3 separate regions of the Homo sapiens genome follow, and regions 2 and 3 are each linked to region 1. The links are chromatin contacts, found by Hi-C or POLR2A ChIA-PET in ENCODE. All regions are on one chromosome and are shown on one strand. The core of a region is the stretch at or near the end of the contact, and the rest is flanking DNA. Distances in the headings are between cores, read along the strand shown.

Region 1 (3,518 bases), core at 649-3,148:
GGCCTCCCAAAGTGCTGGGATTACAGGCGTGAGCCACCACACCTGGCTGGCATCTGTATTATTAACCAGCTGCCCAGGAGACCAAGGACCAACAACCATGAGACGTGAATGGAAAGTAGAAAGAGCACTTTACCAGGAGTCCCGAGAATTGGCTGGAGCTCCCATGCTGCTGCCTGCTAGCTGTGGTTCCCTGGCCTTGAACCTCAGGTTTCATCTGTTAAGGGGGACCGGCACCTACCTAGCCTGCCTATATTCCCATATTATGATCAAATATGAAAAGCTGAATAATATAAAACTACCAAGTGAAAGAGATTATTATTATTATTTTTCTTCCTTCAAAGACAGACTCTACCACACAAGCTCAGCAAAAGGCTAGGGGGCCTGGAGCCAAGTGGGTGACCCAGGAACAGCTTCTTGAGGCTGGAGAGTCATAACCCTACGCTGTGTCTCCCACTTCCCACAGGCTAAATGGCTCTCTCCCCAAGGGTGTGGAGGCCCAGAACAGAACCCTCTTCTTCAAGGGACCCATCAACTACAGCCTGGCAGGGACCTACATCTGTGAGGCCACCAACCCCATCGGTACACGCTCAGGCCAGGTGGAGGTCAATATCACAGGTAGGAAGCTGCATCCTCCCCAGCCTCTCCGCACCCACGGGTTCCTTCGCCACCTGCATCCCTCACCTTTGAGCAATGCCACTGCAGGAAGATTATCTCCTTTTCCTGCTTCTCTAGTTCTCCCTTGAGCTCTGGCCATTGGTTTTGCTTTGCTTTTCTCTTTCTTTCATTAAAGGGTGCAAATGAGACAGTCAGGGTGACCCCCAATCAGAGAGGGGCAGGAGGAAGGCTCTGAGAGGGAAGAAGGAAGTGCTGTTTACAGCAATGCTGTTTTGGGGGCCAATAGAACCTGCCCGTAGATCTGCCAGCAGAACACGCTGTGGGATGCTGGCATGGTGGGGATAGGTTTGCAGGTGGAGCTCATCTCCTCCAAGCTCTGCACCTGTGGTCAAGGACCTCTTCATGGGCCAGAAAGTGAGGCTTACCTCAAGCAGGGAGACTGGAGAGAAAGCGAAGATGTAGCCCAAAGCCATAGTGCTTTGTGTGCCCTGCAACTGAGCTTTCCCTGCAGCTTTCTGTCAACTTATCTATCCGGGCAAAGGGAGGACAAGAGCTAGGATGTTCTGAGGAGAGACTTCACCTGGGACGTGAAAGGAGCATGGGCTTGATGTCAGACAGCTGTGACCCTGGACAGGGCCCCCCCCACCATCTGTAAAACGGGGACAGTATGATGTACCTTGAAGGGCTGTTGTCAGAATTCTACGTGATGTAAGTCAAGCACCTAGCACAGATCAGTCTGTCAATAAATGGCCAATGTTCCGTGATTATTACCCTGACCTCCATCATCATCATTATTATTAATGGAAGCATCAAAACAAGTCCACACAGGGGTAAACTGCCATCACAACTTCACATGGGGAGCGTCTTTTACAGTGGACCTGAGCTATCTGCAGGGTGACAGGGTGACCGAGTGTCTTAAAAAAGGAAGTGGTGTCCCACTGTGACTGAGATATAGGAAGTAACATGCTCAGGGACACAGAAGACTGGTCGGCAGTTGCTGGGCTCCGGCCACAAAGCCACTGCACACCTGCAAGCCACGAGGATTCATGAGCTCTGAGCCAGTGTCTCGGGAGTGGGAGACCTCATTTGTGGGTATATTTAGGACACAGCTGCAGAAAGAGCCACGTGAAGTTGTCCAGGGTCTGCGCCTACCTGTCCTCAGAGCCGTTCTGTCACGTCTCTCACCCAGGGGCGGGAGTGTGGAGCCACCTGCTGTTGTCTGCAATCCCTGGCCTTGGCCCCGAGACTAGTCATAGGAGGAGGAGCATCAGGGTTGGAGCCTGGGGAAAGCTGGGGGGTTTCCACGGGTTGGCAGGTGGAAGGGGCCGGTGTCACACACTTCTCCCCAGCGGGGAAGGTCCAAGTACAGCTCAAAATGAGCCTCATGGTTACCCAAGCTCCAGCTCTGAGATACTGGGGGAGTCAAGGGGGAGGTGGGAAGGGCAGGGCCTGTGTTCCATGTGGAGTGGCCATAGGGAACATGACCACCCCTCAGGGAGGCACTGTCACATGGGAGACAGCACAGACCTGGCCTGAGTGTTCACACACTGGCTCTTCCTAGCTGTGTGGCCTTGAGCAAGTGCTTCACCTCTCTGAGCCTTGGCTTCCTAACCTCTGATATGGGGATACTCACACTTGTCTCAGGCTTCTTACGATCATGCAGTACTCCCTGCGTGGTGATACCTTCCCCTGATGGTGGGCTATCAACATGTGAGGGGTGTGGGCTGGGGGCAGGAGGGCCGGGCCACCTAGGGTCCCAGCTGGAAGAGGGACACAACATGGCTCTTGCTGGCAGCCCCGTTAGGCAGGAGCCAGGGACGCATGGCACTCACTGAATCATTGATAGGCCCAGGCGCTGAGCGGCTGGCCTCTCTCGGAAGGGACTCTCAGCCCCCTCCAGAGGACTCAGGGAGTTGGCCTGAGCCTTCTCAGGGCTGTTTGTTCTTGTGCTCTCAGGCAATTTCCAAGCAGCAGCTGACCTCACCACCCTCCATTCCACGTCGGCCCGTGCCTGCCACATTCTCTGGGGAGCCCACCCCGCAGGGCACAGCCATGCCCTTGCTCTAAGCCCCACTGGTCCAGAGGGAATGCATGAGCGAGAGGGATAAGTGGAAATTTAATTTTTCATTCTGGGCATTCGTTCGGGTAATAACTTTACCCTGGGCACATCTGGAAAGGGAAATGAGGAGTGACTGGGGCAGGGCAGAAGGTGGGCAGCAGGGGGTGTGCTGGAGGGACACGCATATGCAGAACACGTGTGTGCTGGGCCACTGCACACCTGCGCAGACTCGCTTTGGCATGGCTTCTTGGGGACCTGGGCCCCTGAGGAAGGAGCACTGAGTGGTTGCTGGGAGATGAGTGAGTAGGCAGGGCTGGAGGGCGGGATGCCCAGGCCAGGGAAGCATGGGAAGGAAAATGGCTGGAGCAGAGTGGGCAGGGAGGAAGGAGCAAGGCCTTCTCTCTGTTGGCCACAGGGAGTCTCTGAAGGGCTCTCAGCCAGGAAGCACCGTGGCGAGGTGTGTGGGTTAGACTGAGCATTCAGGGGGCTGTGTGGATGGCACCGGCACACCCGTTAGGAGCTGCCACCATGAGTGAGTCCCTAGTGGGAAACAACAGGCCCAGGCTGTGGCTGTGGCGATGGGGGCACCGAGGAGATGGACCGGACAGAATCTGTGTGTGCTTCCGTGGGCACAGGCCCCAGAGAACCCCTTTCAGAGGCCCTTACACAGAGGAGCAGTTTCATGGGGTGGGCCCAGTGGTCACAAAATGAAGCTCCCTCCCTTCTCCCTCTGGGGTAATGACAAGGTGGGGAGAGGCCCAGGGTGCAGCCTCCACCAGACTGAAAAAAAACAGATGAGGCAGCCTCTATCCCTGTGGGTGTCGGGAGGAGACAGGCCAGGCCT
Region 2 (3,518 bases), core at 726-3,225, 58 kb after region 1:
AGACAAGCCCACACTGGAGCGGCCAGCAGCCTACAGATGGTAATTAAAGCCACAGGGAGGATGAGCTCACGCAGGGAGAACGCGTGGAGGGAGGAGGTGAGGACTGGGATCCACTCGAGAAGCACCCACAGCAAAGGGGGCGGGCGACCAGCGAAGGAAAGCAAGAAGCCAGCCAAGGCCAAAGCCACAGGCACCGGCGGGGTTCCGCCTGGGACCTGAGGCTGGACTTCCAAGCAGGCAGCGGCCCACATGGCCAAATGCCATGGGAGGCAGAAACGTCCTGAGAACAGCAGTTGGATTTAGAAGTGGTAAGGGGGTGGATTGGAGAGGGGACTTGGTGACTTTGTAGACCACTGGTGATGCCACTCAGAGGAAAAACACCTGGAAGACCACTTGCTTAAAAAAAAAAAAAAAAGTGAATGAGAGAGAACATCAGACAGCAAGGAACGCTAATCCTCCCAAGATACGAGTTGGGGGAGAAAAGATAAGACGTGATCTGAAGAGACAGCTGGGGCCAAGGGAGAGAGGGTTTTGTTTGTTTTGTTTTAAGTGGGAGAGTTGAGCCAGTGGCTGTGAGTGAAGAGGGGAGGTACAGAGCAGAGGTGAAGATTCAGGTGGAGGCAGAGATCGCGGCTCAGGAGCAGAAGGTCCCACCAGCCTCTCCTAAAGACACGCTCTGTCAAAAACATCCAAATCGATAGAAATCCACGAGAAGATCAGGGCCTGACCGTGAGCCATGGTCTCAGGAGGGTCAGAGTAGGAGTGAAAATGGCTTCTAGTGGAAGGAACAGCTAAGGGCTGGGGCAGCAGTTCTCAGGAAATACAGTGGCATCCTGTCCTTCTGGGCCACCCATGCCCCCTACCCCAGCACAGGGGCCACAGAGAAGCTCTCTGCCCACCCCCTGGAGGCTGCTTGTCTGGTCCTTGCACCACCCACATGGGCTGCCCCTGCTGGTTTAGCATGGGCCTGGGTTTCTCTCTCCTTATGCTCTCTGGGGCTTACCTGCATGCCTACAACTTCTACCTGAAGTCACCCTGTCCCCTGGCCTGGACATGGAGTATCCCAGCTCCTGGCTCCTCCATTCAGAGCAGAAGGTGTCCCAAAGCCCTCATATCCAAAGAAACTGAATTCTTCCTTGAGCCTGCCCTCCCCACAGCCACTGAAATGTGTCTGCAGACCCGGCTCCCCCAGCCTCTCTTCCACGTCCCCAGGCTCGGTGAGTTCCACCAGCGATCCTGTTCCTACACAATGACTACAACAGTGGCCGTGCACTGAGCCCATGCCACTCACTGATCCATTCCTTTGTTGAATACTCCTGGAGCACCTACCACGTGCCTGGTGCTTTACCGATTGCTGGGATGCAATGGGGAGCAAGTCAGATTTGTCCCTGCTCTTGTGTGGCTTGAAGCCTTCCATCTAGCATTGTGCTAGACACTGCTTGTGTTATCCTCTTTATCCGTACAGCAGCCCTGTGAGACAAGCATTACTACCACCATTTTAGAAAAGAAGAAATCAAGGCCCAACATGGTAAGAATTCCACAGCTTATAGAGAGCAGATCCTTAACCCACCATCCTGGGAGGCTCTGCTTCCTCCACCCAGGGTTGACTCAGCTTCTTTAAGCTCAGGTTCCCCAAGTTCTCTTCTAGAGTGACTCCTCTCCCCTCTTCACTCCACTGGAGGTAAGGGTGCATTGTTTGAGTCTGGAGACTGAGGTCTGAGGCCTGGCTCCTGGATCATGGCTGAGTAACCTGGAATGGACTATTTATTTCATGGCTCAAAGCCCAAGTCCCCTCCTTGGTAAAATGAGTAAGGATGATCCTCCAGGACCTGCCCTCCCCAGATAGGCGCTGGGGGGATTACATGAGGTCAGAGATGTGAAAGTGCTTTCAGAGGCACTCACAGGCAAGGGGTTATGCTTATGAAAACTTTCTCTAAGCGGAAGCCCTGGCATCAGCAAATTACATATTAACGTGTGTTGAGTCACCACACTTCCTGTCCCAAGCTGTTTATACTGGGAGTGCTTTGCTAGCTGTGTAATGAAAGGTTTTTCCTCTCCTAAAGGAATTTCAGGTGTCTCCTAGCAGGCAGAGGAAGGAATCAGGGGCCTTCCTTGCACCTCTGAAATCATAGCCCAGAAGGCTGAGACTAGCATTTGTTGAGCATTTAGTATATGCCAGGCACTGGGCTAAGCTCTTTGCACACAATACCTCATTTACTTCTCATAAACCCTTAAGATGAAAATACTATCCTTACTTCACAGATAAGAAAATGAATGTATCTGAAGCCACAAAGCTTTGAAGTGGTGAATTGAGGACTTAGAGCTAGGCCTGTCTGACTCCAAAACTCATGCTTTTCCCAGCCCTGCCCCGAATCCCTGCCAAAAGCGACCTCCTCCAACTGCAGCCTCAGCACCGACACTCTGATGCTCACTGGTGTGCCTCCTGCCCGCCTCTGCACCACACAAGGAGCTCTTTGAGGACAAGGACTATGTTGAACTCATCTTTGTATTTCCAGCCATCAGCACAGTGCCAGGGCCAGGGACGGCATCAACAAACATTCTGCTGAATGATTGAATGGTCAAAGAATAACTTTTTCTTAAGGACAAAATCGTGACTCTGATACCAATAACCTATGTCAAAAATTGTATTTAGTCCATTAATTCATGGGGGAACCAGTAAGATATTACAATTGGTTAAAAGAAAATCTCAAAGAACCTGAAATATAGCTCTCATGGTCTGCTCCAACTGCCATAAGAAAACACCATAGGCTGGTGGCTTCAACAAGGGAAATCTATTTCTCACAGTTCTGGACACTGGAAGTCCAAGATCAAGGTTCAGGTGTCTGATGGGGGCTCACTTCCTGGCTTGTGTGTCCTCTTGCTATGGCCTCACATGCCTTTTCCTCGTTGTGTTATTACCAGTTTTCTGTAACTTCCAGGGCTGTAAAATAGCTCAAAGACCATGAAGCCTGAAAAAAACCCAGAAGAGTATGCTAGACAAGACACCCAATCATCTTTTTGGTCCATTTCAAAGTCTTTCACAATTTTTCCCTATAGAACGCATCAATGAAAACAGCTGTCTGGGATGCCGCTGGGAGTGTCCACTCCCCCATCCACCCCCAATCCCACCTCTCTGGGGTTGCATTTTGTCATGCTTCTTTCATCACTCACTTCCATCAGACAGTGGGTGGTCCCACAGCTTGGGCCTGAGGCCTTTCAACTGCCAACCAACTCCACCCACAGTGATACTGACACCCCAGACTCACACTTACAACTGCCTATGCAGTATCTCCTTTGTCTAGAGTAAAGAAAGAAGGCCGCATTACAATGTCCTAAATGGAGGGGGCCTGTGACTCGGAACAGCCATGCAAGGGCACAGATGGGCTGGGAGGGAGAGCCCTACAGTGCGTGGACTCCCTTGCCACTCACATTGGCATTGGCCCATGAAGATCTTAGCCCAGGAAAGAGCGTGCCTGACACAGTCTTACAGGAAAGGGCATCCCCAGGCTGCCCAGACC
Region 3 (3,518 bases), core at 382-2,881, 36 kb before region 1:
TTGAAGGATAGGACCCAGCCTTAAAATCTCTGCAGGCCCTAGCTCAGCACCTTGCACACAGTAGGTGTCCCATAAATGTACAGTAAACCGATGGGAGCTGGCTGGCTTCACAACCCTGATAAGCTGTGAGGTTTCCTTCTCCATGCCTTTTTTTTTTTTTTGAAACAGAGTCTCACTCTGTTGCCCAGGCTGGAGTGCGGTGGCACGATCTCAGCTCACTGCAATCTCTGCCTCCTGGGTTCAAATGATTCTCCTGCCTCAGCCTCCCAAGTAGCTGGGATTACAGGCACCCACCACCACGCCTGGCTAATTTTTGTATTTTTAATAGAGATAGGGTTTCACCATGTTAGTCAGGCTGGTCTCGAACTCCTGACCTCAGGTAATCCACCTGCCTTGGCCTCCCAAAGTGCTGGGATTACAGGCATGAGCCACCGTGCCCAGCCAGCCTCCCGTGCCCCTTTCTTTCTGTTTTTGGTTTTTTTTTTTTTTTGGCAACCCTATTTAACCCCCATGCCAAGAAAGGAAAACTTCTGATGCTTTCCTTTTACTTGACACCTCCCCTCCCATCTCATTTTGTTTGCAGTAAACAAAATCATCTTTTTTCCATTTGCTCAATATTTATCAGCACCAGGAAGGTCTGCGGTTATGTGTGTGTGAAGTTGTGCGTGGATGTGTGGTTTGACAGGCGGGCGCTGTGTGATGGCACGGTTCTTTGTGTGGGGTGTTAGTGTTTGAGTCAGAAATTATACTCTCCACACCAGGACTTGTATGGGGTCTTCTCTCCCATGAACTCCTCTACACTTCAAACTCCTCTCACACTGGGCTTATCCCATAAGCTCTGACCTTTCAGTCCACCATGCCTTTGCTGTTCCTGTCTCCTCTGCCTGGAGGACCCTACTTCACCAGCTGGCAAACTCCTACTCATCCTTCAAAGCCCAGTGAAATTTTACCTCCTGTGGGACACCTCTTGTTTCTCTAATTCTCCTCCCCACATTCATCATTTCTTCCTGTATCATCATGGCACTTTGTGAACAGTCCTACCGTAGCAGTGATCATGTCAGTGAATTTATCCTGTGTCCTTGATATCCTTCACATGCATACACACGCATGCAGGGCTGTGTGTGTGTGTGTGTTTATAGCCCTACTGGCAGGCACTTGGTAGGTTCTTAATACTTGTTTATTAAATAAATGAGAATAAATTGCTTGCTTGGTTTTCCAAAGCATTTTCTTTGTACGGTGTTAGAGGAATGTGTCTGTGCAATGACTCTGCCTGACCTTCCCGCACTGCTCCCGCGTGTTCCTGAGCATGTCGACCTGTGTGCATACCGCAGCGTTCAGCTGCACATGTGTGCTTGGGTGCGCGTGTGTGCGTGCATGTGGCTCTGTTTCAGCGCTTCTGTAAATGGAAAGCTGTGGCTGCCCCTCCCCAAGCTGACATTCCCTCAGCACCACGCCCCCACCTTTGAGGACTGAAGGGGTGACTGGGTGGTGACTTCCCCCAGGCAGCTTTCTCTACCCACCTGATGTCCCCCTCCAAGAACGGTGACCCAGGGTTTCCCGTCCATCCTGGGGGCTGAGCTCTCTGCGGCCTCGTCACATCACACTCCCTTCCCTATCCATCTCTGCCCTGTTTAATTGGAATTTGGCTAGTGGAGACCATCTGTTCTATTCCGGCCTGTTTCCATGACAACCAAGTGGCTTGAGACTGAGGTTTGTGGTGAGAGAAGTGGCCTGGGGGATGCTGGGAAAAACCAGCTAGGTCCTCCCCCTCAAACCCGCTCCGCCTCGTCCTGCCCTCTCTCCACAAACCCGGAGTTAAAATAAAGCTGTTCCCTGCCTGAGAGTTGGGGAGTCCCCGAGCATCACTCTCCTCTCCCAGCCCCCAGCCCCCAGCCCCAGTCTTTCCCAGGCTCCTTTCAGGCTTCCCACACGGGGCTCCCCTCCCTCCCTGCTTCCATTCAAGAGCACCTTCTGCCCTTACAGACTAGGGAGCTAGCCCTTCCCTTCCCCAACCCCTGAACCTCCACCCCTGGAAGTGAGTGCTTCCTCACAGCCTGGTTACAGACGCTCAGGGCCCCACAGAAAGGACTCTTTAGAGGGTAGTCTCGGCTTCCTCTGCGCCCCTGCCCCTGCAGGCTCTCCCCCGGCCCCAGGTAGCAGAGTGGCCCAGGCAAGTGCGTGGCAGACAGAGGCGCCCTGGGCCCGGATGTGGAGCTGGTGATCCCAGATTCTCAGGGGCTGAGACAGGCCCTGGTACACTGGGGATATGAGTGAGGGGGTCTCTTATTTCTGAACAGACAGTTCTGTTTTCACGGTGTTATTTTCTGCCCTAATTTCCCCATCTATGGCAAAGCCTCTTCGTGCCTGTTCTATTACCAAGGGACCCGCCTGTCTTCAAAAATAGGTGGTGTGGCTTGTCAGGTGACCGTCTGTCGCTCTGGTCCCAGGCATCTCATGCAGGATATGTGCGATATGTTGGCTATGTGGGCGGGCGTGGGGGGTAGAGTGTCTCAGGATCTCTCCGGTGCCCCCTCCCCCAGCAAAATCAGTCCTGGGCAGAATCAGTCCTGGGCAGTCCTGAGGAGGGAAGCTGAGTCTTGGACTTCAGAAGACCGGTGCTCTTAGCAGCTGCGCTGAGCCGTGGGACCCCAGGGCCCCCACGCTTGGGGGTGCTGCAGGCTTGCAGAGGTCTTCTGGTAGCCTGCTTGTCTCCAGCCTAGCCCTGCCATCATCCATCCTTCTTCATGTGCCTCTTTTCTTCTTTTGTCTTTGTTGAGATATAATTCGCAAACCACAAAATTCGCCCTCCTGAAGTATACGAGTCAGTGGCTTTAGTATATTCACAATAGGCCGTCACCACTGCCTAATCCACAGCATTTTCATCACCTCGGAAAGAACCTCGGTATTCATTAGCAGTCACTCCCCATTTTCCCTCCCCCGGCCCCTGACAACCACTCATCTACTTTCTGTGTCTATGGATCTGCCTATCCTGGACATTTCGTATAAATGGAATCATACAGTATGTGGCCTTTTGTGACTGACATCTTCTACTTAGCATTCCATGTGCCTCTTTCCAAAGCACAGATGTGACCATGTCACCACTTTGCTTAAAAGGCGTCAGTGGCTCCCAGTTGCCTACAAGGTGAAGTTCAGACCCTCATCTAATACAAAGCCCTTTTACAACTGGCTCCTACCTTGCTTTCCATTCACCCTGTATTCCCCTCTCCTCTGCCCCACATATCCAGTGCTTTCGCCACATCCAAGCTTTTAAAGACACTCTTTCCTCTTTTCCTCTTCCCCTCCTGTTCCCTTCCCTCTCTCTGTCTGTCTCTGTCTCTGTCTCTATCTCTGTCTGTCTCAAGGACTCCTGCTTATCCTGCAGGACCCAGCTAAAAAATCTCACATCTTCTGTGGCGCCTCCGTCACCTTCAGACAGAATCACTCCCCCTTCTGAGCTCCCATTGCTTTGGGTTTGTATTTTTCAGAAACAAACAAAAACTGCGTTTATCACTCAGTCA

What was found. A loop is a pair of places that touch in the nucleus more often than their neighbours do. ChIA-PET counts read pairs that join two places held with the same protein, here RNA polymerase II (POLR2A). Pooled maps may share reads with other maps.
Region 2: a map with no recorded cell type shows a loop between it and region 1 (5-fold over the local background). The contact joins two enhancer-like sites. A Hi-C loop is called at or near these places in 4 of 168 maps with a recorded cell type or tissue (astrocyte of the cerebellum, dorsolateral prefrontal cortex, endothelial cell of hepatic sinusoid and 1 more), 3 of 37 single-sample maps with no recorded cell type and 4 of 50 pooled maps. POLR2A ChIA-PET finds 5 or more read pairs at or near these places in 1 of 52 experiments (OCI-LY7).
Region 3: a loop to region 1 is called in a map of dorsolateral prefrontal cortex, with 2.2 times the contacts of the local background. The contact joins the promoter of NECTIN1-AS1 here to the enhancer-like site in region 1. A Hi-C loop is called at or near these places in 6 of 168 maps with a recorded cell type or tissue (Caco-2, MCF 10A, dorsolateral prefrontal cortex and 3 more), 8 of 37 single-sample maps with no recorded cell type and 6 of 50 pooled maps. POLR2A ChIA-PET finds 5 or more read pairs at or near these places in 5 of 52 experiments (GM12878, HepG2, RWPE1 and 2 more).

The regions. Positions count from the first base shown.
Region 1 is chr11:119,672,256-119,675,773 of GRCh38, reverse strand. NECTIN1 (nectin cell adhesion molecule 1) reads left to right here. Exons shown (of 6, transcript NM_002855.5): 5 at 464-615. Among named protein-coding and RNA genes, the nearest start is that of NECTIN1-AS1, 36 kb to the left of the region's middle. RefSeq lists enhancers at 1,576-1,625, 1,646-2,195. Within about 2 kb of position 1,898, at least 6 of the 41 ENCODE cell types and tissues checked have a DNase peak (open chromatin) inside an H3K27ac peak, as active enhancers do; they include GM12878 and dorsolateral prefrontal cortex, where a contact is called at or near this core.
Region 2 is chr11:119,614,153-119,617,670 of GRCh38, reverse strand. No RefSeq gene overlaps it. Among named protein-coding and RNA genes, the nearest start is that of NECTIN1-AS1, 94 kb to the left of the region's middle. RefSeq lists enhancers at 953-1,542, 3,018-3,518. Within about 2 kb of position 1,975, at least 8 of the 41 ENCODE cell types and tissues checked have a DNase peak (open chromatin) inside an H3K27ac peak, as active enhancers do; they include dorsolateral prefrontal cortex, where a contact is called at or near this core.
Region 3 is chr11:119,708,033-119,711,550 of GRCh38, reverse strand. It overlaps NECTIN1-AS1 (NECTIN1 antisense RNA 1), which reads right to left and starts at 1,631. Exons shown (of 3, transcript NR_183634.1): 1 at 1,521-1,631. All of the region lies in intron 1 of NECTIN1 (nectin cell adhesion molecule 1), which reads left to right.